2 separate regions of the Mus musculus genome follow, and region 1 is linked to region 2. The links are chromatin contacts, found by Hi-C or POLR2A ChIA-PET in ENCODE. All regions are on one chromosome and are shown on one strand. Each heading gives the region's core, a stretch centred on a gene start or an enhancer-like site at or near the end of the contact. The rest is flanking DNA. Distances are from core to core; before and after follow the strand shown. Region 1 holds the start of 1700095J12Rik (RIKEN cDNA 1700095J12 gene). Region 2 overlaps Ece1 (endothelin converting enzyme 1).

The links. Hi-C counts contacts between places; a loop is a spot of excess contacts on that map. ChIA-PET counts read pairs that join two places held with the same protein, here RNA polymerase II (POLR2A).
Region 1: a loop to region 2 is called in a map of mouse trophoblast stem cell, with 2.6 times the contacts of the local background. The contact joins the promoter of 1700095J12Rik here to the enhancer-like site in region 2. A Hi-C loop is called at or near these places in 1 of 37 maps with a recorded cell type or tissue (mouse trophoblast stem cell). POLR2A ChIA-PET finds 5 or more read pairs at or near these places in 1 of 5 experiments (embryonic stem cell).

The regions. Positions count from the first base shown.
Region 1 is chr4:138,136,506-138,142,587 of GRCm38, reverse strand. 1700095J12Rik (RIKEN cDNA 1700095J12 gene) reads left to right here and starts at 4,070. Exons shown (of 2, transcript NR_126429.1): 1 at 4,070-4,692; 2 at 4,880-5,008. All of the region lies in intron 12 of Eif4g3 (eukaryotic translation initiation factor 4 gamma, 3), which reads right to left.
Region 2 is chr4:137,956,922-137,962,841 of GRCm38, reverse strand. Ece1 (endothelin converting enzyme 1) reads right to left here. Exons shown (of 19, transcript NM_001369179.1): 16 at 5,640-5,707; 17 at 4,653-4,843; 18 at 1,104-1,199; 19 at 1-112. Among named protein-coding and RNA genes, the nearest start is that of Eif4g3, 34 kb to the left of the region's middle. Within about 2 kb of position 1,926, at least 1 of the 3 ENCODE cell types and tissues checked has a DNase peak (open chromatin) inside an H3K27ac peak, as active enhancers do.

The DNA of each region.
Region 1 (6,082 bases), core at 2,821-5,320, 180 kb before region 2:
GAGCCACCAGGTGGTTGCTGGGAATTGAACTCAGGACCTTTGGAAGAGCAGTCAGTGCTCCCAACTGCTGAGCCATCTCTCCTGCCCCGCTTCCCTCCTCTTCTAGGTACTTCTCCGGCAAACCAAGCTCAGGATACCCAGCACCTCAGGCCCACTACCTGTCACCGTTCCACAGATACACCTCCCAGTGCATGGACATCACACATGGAAAGCCCATCCACGCATCACCAAAGCAGCAATAGCTCCAAGTCTATTTTGAGACTCAACGTAGACACTTAGCTGGGAATCCCCAGAGCAAAGCTCCATCCTTCCTGTAGCTGTGCCCAGCACCTGAAGCAGACACTGGCATGGCATGGTGTGTGGGAAACACCACGAAGGATCAGTCAGAGCCACGGGGTGCGTCAAGTACTCGAACAACTGTCTTGAATTGCGTCAGGTGAGTCGGGCAAACCGTTGCACGCCCTGTGACACCTTCCCATCGTCTCAGTAGAAAGGATTTGGCTTCTCGGTCAGCTTCCTTCCTCTCCACCCCGTAAACAGGCTCACACTATGTACCTCTAGTTGGCTTAGAACTCTCTGTGTAGATCAGGCTGGCCCTGAGCTTTCAAACGTCTGCCTGCCGCTGCATTTCAAGTGCAGAGAAGGCCTGGCTCTGGTTTTGCTGTGAGGATCCAATCTCTGGCTCTTGATCTCTAAGCTCTGGAATTCAGCATGGCTTTAGCTCCTAGTTCTCACTCTAGTCAGCTAAGCCGCCTGGAAACTTGCTCTAACAGACTGAACCTTTGAATAAGACCCGCATCTTGGGGCTTGTGCAAACTTGTAAAACCATTTTGAAGCCATACTTTTCTCCAGTTTTCCTCCTTCACCAAAGCTAGAACACCCATGCTCCGACTTTCTCCGCTAACATGGAAACAGCCCTCTCTAAACACTGCTTGGAGGATTCTGCAGCGTCTCCAAACTTGTCCAAATTCCACTTCCAAATGCGTCAGAACCAATTGGGAGGAAATCCCACCACCAACTTCATTTCACAGCACGAACTTCTCAACTGTCTGACAAGAGCTGGGAGGCAAACCGCTCAAAGGAGCGGAGAGTGGACTGGAGCAGATCATACTATGGTAGCCAGCTGTGCTGGAACAGACAGCTGGAAGCCATCTTAGCCTGAAATATCACAGACATTTTGGCCAATTTTCATTTTAATATTTAAAATAACAGCTACATATATATTTCATGTTTATGTTACAGTTGGGTTATTTTTACCTGAATTTTAAACAAGAATCTAAATCATTACTGTACTAGTCTTTTTGTGCAAACTTTTAAAAAAAAAAAAAAAGATCTGTTTTATGTATGTGAGTACACTGTCGCTCTCTTCAGACACCAGAAGAGGGAATCAGATCTAATTACAGATGGTTGTAAGTCACCATGTGGTTGCTGGGAATTGAACTCAGGACCTCTGAAAGAGCAGTGCTCTTAACCGCTGAGCCATCTCTCCAGCCCCCTTGTGCAAACCGAACTACTGAATTTCCTACATATCCACTCCACTAAATGTTGTTAAACTGTAAAGTTCATATTAACATTCTATTGGTGGGGAAGTAACTTTTCTCTATGACAGACATAACTGAAACTTAAAATTAAAAACTTAAAAACATAATTTAAACTTAAACTAAATAGTAAAAACCCATAAAAATGCTAATGGGACAAAACTAAGGATTCGAGCCATTCAATTAAGACCATTTAAGAAGCAGATGACCAGGGCTGAAGAGATGGCTCAGAGGTTAAGAGCACTGACTGCTCTTCCAAAGGTCCCGAGTTCAAATACCAGCAACCACATGGTGGCTCACAACCATCCATAATGAGATCTGACACCCTCTTCTGGGGGTATCTGAAGATTATAATGTTGCAAGACTGATCACACTGTGAGGTTGTGTTAGTTACTGAAAAGCACTATTTCTAGTTGTGGTGCCCTTAGCACACACCTTTAATCCCTCTGGCTGGAATACAGATGCCCTTAGTATACACCCAAACAATGAAGGGAAAGTTACTTTGTAGAAAGAAGCACCCATGTCTAATTGAGCAGCACACACAAGTGATGAATCAGAGAAAGATTTGACAGAATAGGATCTGCCCGACTCTCATGAGAGAAGAAAGGGAAGCTATCTGAGGGAGGGTGCAAAAAGGAGAAAGGAGGCAGTTTGTCAGGGCAGTTGTGCAGAGACAGGGTGAAGACAGACCAAACCAGAAAACGAGAAGGAGCCAGAAGATTAGATCACATTGCCAAAGTTAGTATGAGGTCAAGCAGAGCAACTCAGTCAGAGGCTGAGAGAGAAGCCAGATTGAACCAGTCAGCTTGCAGAGGAGTTTGAGCCACAAGAGCTGAGTTTAAGCAGTCAACAGATATCAAAAAGAAGTAGAAAGGGTGAGCTTATCAGCAGGAAGTGTCCGAGGCTGGACCACTCTAGATCTGGATAAAATTGTACAGAGGCTAGAAGCTCCCGGGACTAGGCCTAGGTTAGCAAATGGAGGCAGTAAGCCTCAGCGAGGACAATTATATCAGGCTAATAAAAATTACGTTTATGGGCCTGGAGAGATGGCTCAGCAGTTAAGAACACTGACTGCTCTTCCAGAGGTACTGAGTTCAATTCCCAGCAAACACATGGTAGCTCACAACTACCTGTAATGAGATCTGACGCCCTCTTCTGGTGCGTCTGAAGACAGCTATAGTGTACTCATATAAATAAATCTTAAAAAAAAAAAAAAAAACTTACGTTTACACCAGAGTTCAATTCTTAGGTCCCACAAGGTGGAAGAACACATTCTCTCACAAGCTATGCCCTGACAGCCACATACAGCGTGTTGCACACTCACACAAAATAAGCAAAATGTAAAAAGTAAGAACAGAATAAAATGTTTGACTAGCCTATGGAAGTCCAAAGTATTATAAAATCCAACAGGTTTGCAATTTCACACCCACAACAAGCCCGGCAGGGTTTATCCAAGCCACTGACTGGCAGGTCCTAGAACCTCAACAGTCTCCGCCTACAGCTACAGGCAGTCACGTGTCTGCACTGCCCTAGAGAACCCATGCTACATCTCCATCCCTGGGAGGTGTATTTTTATCAACCCTGTAACTCAGAGCCAGAGGCTGCCTCCATAGCTCCACCGTCTCTCTTGTCACAATGGGACTCTTCATGCAGGAAGGAGCCTGGCTCTAGTAACTACCTGCCTGCCTGTCATAAAGACCCAGATTCTGCTTTTCATTAGAATAAAAGCAACTGACAGCTGCTGAACCTTCCAGAAGTTCAGATGAACTAGGTTGGAACATGACAAGACGGCTGAAGACAGAAGAAATACAGTTTAGGGGTATGGCACATGGAAGCTGTGGTAGTAGAATTTCATGTTTAAGACCAGCGTGGACCCAGGGAATTCAAAGCCATGGTGGACTACACAGAAAAGGCTTGTTGCAAAAAGCCAACCGCCGCTACTGCTGTTACCACTGACGGTAATTCCAGCCAATTGCTATCGGCACAGGATGAAATAAGGAGCCACAACGTCAAACTGATTTTTTATTCATATTCACTCCTTCCATAGACGCAAGCAGAGGGCTCGAGGCACTAGGACACCGAGCCTGTCCTTGCCTTTCAGTCGAGAATTGGAGTGGAAGGCAGGGCTGCAGTTCTCGGCAACTTGGCCCTCTCAAGTCCAGGCTGCCCGAGGGACTCGGTCCAGCACTTACGTTTGTTCAATGATAAAACTGTTTTTGCTGCTTTTCTGTATTTCTGGGATTTTTTTTAGATTGTGAAGAGATTTTACTTTTTCACCACAATCTGATAATGAGAATGAAGAGAGTACGGCTGCCAGCGGAGAAAGTATGAATTACAAGAGGCCCCTTCTCTTCCTTTCAAATCACTGCGGACTCTGTGACTGATCCTCCAGTTTGAAGACAGTGTGCACAGAGTCCAGGGCTCAGGACACAAGTGACACAAAACTGTGTTATGTGCTTTACCACGGCTGAGGTGGGACCAAGGGCATTGTCACAGGCTTATACATAAACAGAGTAGAATGTTCCAGTAATGGAATTCTCTGGGAGTTCCCACCCTAGACACCTGGGCTTCCCCCTCCTCTTCCCATAGGGCTTCTGTTCACATGAGGTCTCTTCTCAGCCCCTGCCCTTCAGTTGGCACTATACCAGCGTCCTCACATTCCCAGGCCTCGACTGGGTTCCTTTTGGCTGCGGACACACCCTTGACATTTTGGTTTTTTCACTTTAGAAATTCCCATAGGAATCTAGAAAAGAAAAGCTGTCAATTTCTCTAGGAAACAAGGAAAAGCTGAGAGAAGAGAACTACAATGGAGTCTGTGGGGCGACGGTGCGCACCTTTGATTCCAGTACTCGAGGGGCAGAGGCAGATGGCTGGCTGCAAGTTCTAGGCTGGCCTGGTCAACACAGCAAATTCCACGACAACCAGGGCTACAAGGTAAGACCTTACCAAAACCAAACAAAACCAACAAGCCCCCCAAACCACCAACCAAATCAACCACACACACAGTGAAGCCATGAATGAGCCTCGAGAATCAGGCCAGAGAACCAGGCCGACGACGTCGACGCACGGATGATGGATCACTGGGAAAGACAGAGAGAAGAAGCTACCGGACTCGGCTGAAAGGCAGGACTTCTGCTCTCCCAAAAGCAGCCAAGTAAGCACACTGAGTTTTCCCTCGTTGCTTCACCGTTACTGCTCACAGGGCTGTCGGACGATGGCATCCGAGGGAGCTCGGTTGGTACTTGCACTAACGGCCTTCAGTTTACATTTTACTTCTAATCTTAGCGTAATTTCCCCTATCATTTGAGTTTAATTTACTTTTCTTTTAATTGTTTCTGAAGGTGGATGCTGAGGCCAACAGAATGAAGATACTTTAACAATATATTCAATTAGTGGTTTTAATTTCCATATTAATATCACCTTTGCAGTGTGCTATGCACAATAAATCTTCGCCCAAAATGTTCATATGACATTGACCCCTATGACTCAAACCTTTGTGTGGCAAAGTGCCCTTGATTATGTGGTAAAATGAAGTATCTTTGGATGAATAGGAAACTAGACACCATGTAATCAAAAGGCCTTTTGGGGTTGGGAGCGGGGGGGGGGGGGAAGACACGACACAGTTCAGTTGTTAAGAGCCCTGGCTACTACTCTAATAGAGGACCTGAGTTCCCACGTGGCATTTCCAGGGAATCCAATATGCACACACACATACTCACATACGTACGCAAAACACCAATGGATTAAAAAAAAAAAAAGGCCTTTTTAAGTAGAGGAAGCAGGAGAACTGAGGGAGATGTGAGAAGGGGCCTGGCTGGCAAGGAACTGTGGTGAGAAGGCAGGAGAACGGTGGTGGGGTCTAGATGCCTGTAAAACAGCAAGCAGGGATTGATGAACAATAAAGCAGCTTTTTATTTATGTGCATACTGTGTGTGCCATGTGTGTGCAGTGCCTGCAGAGAGCAGAAGAGATGGTTTGGTCCCCTGGAGCTGGAGTTACAGGCATTTGTGGGGTACCGGGCTTCTTTCTTATTTGGGATCCAAACTCGGATTTTCTGGAAAAGCAGCAAGCCCTCTTAACTGCTGAGCTACTTCTCTGTGAGGTAATAAATATGCCCATGATCTGGGCAGTCGACTGCTGCTATCACATGAGGAGACAGCTGAGAACATTTACTGAAATGTATGTAGTTGTCTGTTGTGATGTTCAGCGACTTGGCGTGCTGGGAGAACACTGCACTCATGCACGCTAACAGCATGCCCAGATATTAGATGCTTTATGATATACACATGTACACAGCATTCCTTTTTATGAAAAGAAAAAGTCTGTGCACCAAGTAATGAGTTCCAAGACACAAATGTCAACTAGAACAAACAATTGTAACTAATGCCCATCCCAACTAAGCCCCCCACCCCCACCCCCACCACCGTGAACTTCGTCTGCAAAAGTCCTATGGATCATCAGAGCAGACAGGCACACTCACCCATCTGTACACTGCACAGGCTAGCTGGGCAGATGTGTCCCTTTTGCCTTATTTGTTAAGGAAA
Region 2 (5,920 bases), core at 677-3,176:
AGAACTCCTTGGAGTTGGAGAGCGAGCCGATGACCCGGAAGCGAGAGGGGCTGTGCGGATCCGTGATGAGGCCTTCGTGGGAGCTCTCAGGTGTGCGGACAGAGCACCAGACCTAGGGGTGGTGGGTGGGGTGGTAATGAGGGGAAGCTGGGGTCACTGTGGGGGCTGAAGCTGCTGCACTGGCCTCCTTACTACAATAGCAGAATGAGCCTGACATCGCAGTGAGCCAGGAGCGGGTGACATAAGGATGCCAGAGGGCAGATACGCCTACAGGTGGCACCCCCTCTGCAGGGGTTTCTGCCCTTTGCCCCTCCAGCCAGAGCAAAGGCTCTGACCCTCCTGCACCTGGCTCATTAGTCTGCCAAACGTTACTCAGACACCTTGGCGGCTTTGATCCAGAACTCTCCTTTGCTGGGAAGGACACCCTGCTTAACTGCCTGATAATTCTAGGCACCAACAGAAGGCTTGTGGCTGGAGGCACATTCAAGGACAACCAAGTTTCAGAAACTTCTAGAACCAGGCATGATGGCACAAGCAGTGTCCTTGGAGGCCAGGAGAGTGTGTCTGGCCTCCCGGAAACCAGAGTTATGGATGGCTGCGAGCCGCTATTGGGGTGCTGGGAACCAAACCAGGTCCTCTGTAAGTGCGGCAGTGCAGTAACCACTGAGCTATCTCTCTCCAGCATCCTTCATTCCAAGCTTAGTCCTTCCTTCCTTCCTTGCATCTCACCTCAGTATAGGGCAGTAGTTCTCACCCTTCCTAATGAGGAGACCCTTAACACCTCATGGTGTGGTGACCCCCTACCATAAAATTGTTTTCATTGCTACTTCATAACTCTAACTTTGCTACTGTCATGAATCATGATGTAAGTAACTGTGTTTCCTGATAGTCTTGGGTGAACCCTGTGAAAGGGTCATTTGACCCTCCCACACACCACAAGTTGTGACCCACAGGTTGAGAGCCACTAATAGAGAGATGGGATGTCCCAAAGGCAGTCGGATGACTTAGGAAGGTGCCATGTGAGAGGAAAGTGCCTCTGGCTCTGAAGTTCCTGTACACCCCCATGATGGGCCACACCGGCCTTTTCCCCCCGGTGAGCTCACCTGTGCAAATCCTAGGAAGAAGAGCTGGTTGCTGGTGAGACCCAGGGTGGGCAGCGTCTGCTCAGCTCCGTTCTTCTTTACCCAGTTCTGGTACGCCTGCGAGGACAGAACAGCAGAGTTTAGACATGACACCGCACGGATGAGGGCCGCCACCGTGGAGGAGGTTTAGGGGAAGAGGGGCATGTCTGGGAGTTGGCTTCCTTCTGTGTTCCCATTCAAAAGGGGATGAATTCAACCCTATGGCCTAAAACACACACTCAACCATGACAGCTGTCAAATGCATGCTTTCTGCTCCAGCCTCTTTCCAGATGTGTTTATCGTAATGCTCCCAGCCAGATACCCAAGATGCATCTCAAACTCCACACGGCACAAATGGGATGACAGCTCTCAGCTCTCTCCATTCTCACCTACACACACCACACACACACACACACACACACACACACACACACACACACACACACACACACACACACACACTTAGAGCTTCCCCATCATAGTCAACAGCCCTCTTGTTCTCCCCGCAGCTGCTTGAGCCCAAAGGCTAGATAGAACTCTACAGTCTTTGATTCCTTCAATCAAACCAAACCTCCCAGATCCGACCACGTCACCCTGCCCAGGCACCTCTTGTCTGACTGGTTACCCTGACTCAAGTCGATTCTTTCCCAAGTGGAGGCCTCTGTGAGCCTTCCCAGGTGGTTGTGCCTGATTTCCTTGAGAGCTGGGGACAGGAAACCTTCCACAGCTTTGTGGGCGGGGTCCCGGCTGTACCCACTCAGCCGCTCATAGTTTAAACTGGAGCCACAGATAACACAGGAACGACGGGCATGGCCTTGTTCCTCGGAACCATGGAAACAGTGGGAGGGCTGAATGCTGCTTGAAGGCTGCGGCCACAGCTCCTCCACCCCCCCCCCCGCTCCCTGCCACCCACCTTCTAAGAATAATTATCAAAATTTCTTTTAGATGTATTTACTTTTATGTGTCTGAGCATTTTGCCTGCATGCATGGGGTTGTGAGCCATCCCATGGGTGCAGGGAACCAAACCAGGACCTCTGGAAGAGCAGCTGTTGCCCTTAACTGCTGAGCCATCTCTCCAGCCTGTTGTCCCCGCTAAGAACCCTGTCTTCAGGGCAGAACTGAAGCTCCCCGCCTCAGCTGCACGAGTTCGTATAGCTCTCATCCGGGCTACTTGCCAGCTCAGCACCCTCATTCGACTCTGCCCCCGACTTCTTCCTGTCCCTCAATGTACCAGGCTGGGATCCATCTCGTGGCTTCTGCATTTGCTTTTCTTTGTACTGAGACGATGCCCCCAGCTTTTCTGCCTCTTTTTAGAATTCAGGCACGTCCAACCTGCAGCCTGTGGTGTTAATGATGCAGTGATGCAGCCCCTGACACACAACCATACGCTCACTTAACACAGGAGGCTGTGTGGGTGTGTGTTTGACAAGGTCTCAGCTAGCCCAGGCTGTCCTTGGTCTTGCTCACCATCATCAGGCCTGGTTTTTACAGAGTACCAGGGATCAAACCCCAGGCTTCATGCATGCCAGACAAGGGCTCAACCAGTAGGGTTTCACCGGCAACCAGATTGTTTTGTTTTGTTTTTAAAGATGTACTTATTATGCATGCAACGTTCTGCCTGCATGTACACCTGCTCACCAGAAGAGGGCACCAGACCTCATTACAGATGGTTGTGAGCCACAAGATGGTTGCTGAGAATTGAACTCAGGACCTTTGGAAAAACAGCCAATGCTCTTAACTGCTGAGCCATCTCTCCAGCCCCAGATTGTTTTTGAAACTTAATTGTGCAGGGTTTTTTGTTTGTTTGTTTGTTATTGTTTTTTTACATTTCATGTGCATTGGTATTTTGCCTGCATGCCTGTCTGTCTGAGGGTGTCAGAGCCTCTGGAAATGGAGCTGTGAGCTGCCATGTGGGTGCTGGGAATTGAACCTGGGTCCTCTGGAAGATCAGCCAGTGCTTTTAAGCGCTGAGTTAAAAGCACCTCTGGCCCCCAACTGTGCAGTTCTCAAGCATGACATTTGTTGGCAATAACATCATGTTGTAATGTCAAAAGGTCTCGGAGATCCCCGGTAGGCCATAATTCAAATGTTGTCCCTTCCAGAAGGCCAGGCTTGGGTCCTTAGTCCATCGCTGGCCCCATTTAGTGCCTTTCACACAATCAATAGCAGACAGGCTCTCCCTTCTGTCACCAGGCTTTTCTTGCCTGACCTCGGCCTCTGTGTATGTCACAGGCTCTGTGAGAGCAGCTCCCACCTGCCAGCTTCACTCTTGGGCCTCAGACACAGCACAGGTGGGCAGAAGGCTCTCAATATATACCTGCTGACGGACAGAGGCTAGGCCAACTTTGATATACTTCTGAACTCAGTTCCCGTATCTGCAAAATGGAGATGAGATGCCAACACCAATTCTTGAGCAATGCTGGCGACCTGGAGTCTGCTCACAGCACGGCCCAGTAAACACTGCTTTTCTGAGTGTCTATTCTTATGGTCACAGCTAGGAAGATCCTCTGTATTGCCCTCTGCTAGGTCTACACCTTTTCCCAGTCTGTTTTCTCTTCTACTTAACTTAACTGACATCTCAAGAGTGCCTCTCTGGGTCACCTGTGGGTCCAAGTCACCTGGTTTCACCTTCCCAATGGCCTACCAGTCAGGTGTTAACAGTTTTCAGTCACACAACTCAGGTGAATCATGCCAGTCCCAGGACTCGAACCCAGAACCCTATCAATGCCCCTGCTGTGATCTACATGTGCAGTGTCCTCCACTGGTTCATGTTTGAACACTTGGCTGCCAGATGGTGCAGCTCTCTGGAAAGGTTGTAAAATCTTTAGGAGGTAGCGTCTCACTGGAGGAAGTGGGTCACTGGGGGCGGGCCTCCAGGCTTACAGCCCAATCTACTTCCTGTTTGTTTTCTAAGTCCTGTCTGCAGAGGGGATGTGACCAGTCAGCTCCCCCCACCAAAAAAAAAAAAAAAAAAAAAAACAGACTATATCCCCCGCTGCAAACCAGAACTCAAAGTATTTTCTCACAATGAAAAAAGTGGCCGCCAGGCGTGGTGGCACACGCTTTTAATCCCAGCACTTGGGAGGCAGAGGCAGGCAGATCTCTAAGTTTGAGGCCAGCCTGGTCTACAGAGTGAGTTCCAGGACAGCCAGGGCTATACAGAGAAACCCTGTCTCCAAAAACCAAAAAACCAAAAAAAAAAAAAAAAAAAAAAAAGAAAGAAAGAAAGAAAGAAAGAAAAAAAAAGAAAAAAGTGGCCAATACAGGCCCCCTCCTACCCAGAGCCCCACTTCTGGAAGGAATGGCCAGGCTGTGCAGCAGGCCCGATCCTTCCCGTGTCTCAGGAAGACAGGTTTCCAGCAGGAAGCCTTCTGTGGGCTGAGCTCCTAAATTCACTATTTTCTCAGTCGGCACTCAGCCACTCCATCCTGAGAAGCCCAGGGGCGTGGAGCTTCTGCCCCGATCCTCTCTGCCGACGAGACACTTGAACAGACTCAGACCCAGGACAGTGCCCATGAGGAGTGGACGTACCCGGTAGGCCGCCTTGAGTCCCCCGTTGTCGGCAATGTTCTCCCCGAGGGTGTGTCGACCGTTCACGGGCTCCCCGTTCACGCTGTAGTTGCTGTATTGCTGCACCATGCACTCCGTCTGCTGCTTGAACGCCTCCACGGACGAGTTCTTCCACCAGGGTCGAAGGTTCCCATCCTTGTCGTACTCCCGACCTGTGGATGACGGAGGAGAGTGGTCACTCAAGGGACCCACTGATGCTCCTCTGGGGTATGTGGATGGGAGCGACTCATGGAAAATTCAAGGGCACAGAGGACCAGGGCTGGCCTTTTTAAAAAGAGATTTATTTATTTTATGTACACGAGTACACTATAGCTGTCTTCAAACATGACAGAAGAGGGCATCGGATCTCATTACAGATGGTTGTGAGCCACCATGTGGTTGCTGGGATTTGAACTCAGGACCTCTGGAAGAGCAGTCAGTGCTCTTAACAGCTGAGGCATCTCTCCAGCCCCAGGCTGGCTTTTAATACTGGGCCCTGACCCCAAGGAATAGATTCCCAGCCAGGGCTGCCAATGCCAGGACCACAGGTAGGACCCAGCCTTTTCTTCTGGGCTATGGGATCCCCCAGGCAGGAGGCAATGCGTGGGATTCTGGTAGTTAGCTAATGATGAGGCCTGACTGCCATTTCTCTGAGGAGATAAGTTTCTAGAATGGTAGAGAACTGTACACTCCCTGCCGAATACTACTGCCAACCTCTAAGCAAGAGCGCTCTCCATACTCAGGGGCTTTGGAGTAGCCCCTGACCTTTTCACTGATACATGGAATCCTCATATTCGTGGTATAGATAAGAAAAGAGAGGTGTGAACATGTGAGGAGACCGGCTGAAGCTCATTCCACCAAGCTCTGAACACTAATCCCTCTGTATGACTCTCCTTCGAAGTGAAGGGAGGAGGGGCTGGAAGCAGGCCAGTTCTATCTGAATGCGCCCCCCCCCCCAGCAACCTGTACCTTGATCATCGAAAGCGTGAGTCAGCTCGTGGCCCACTACGACACCAATGCCACCGAAGTTCAAGGCGCTGGAGAAGGAACATATAAGTGAGGGTGAAGCCAGCTATAGGACCCAAGACATAGCAGCGACCTGCAAGGGCTTCTGGGAATATGGCTCTTGGAGATAGCTGGAGGCTGGACAGAGTTAGTTACACTCAACTGTGTCCTCTGGGGGCCAGGCATGTGTCTATGTCACTCAAGAGAGTTGGGTCTTAATACTCATGAACGGACAGAGAGGGTGG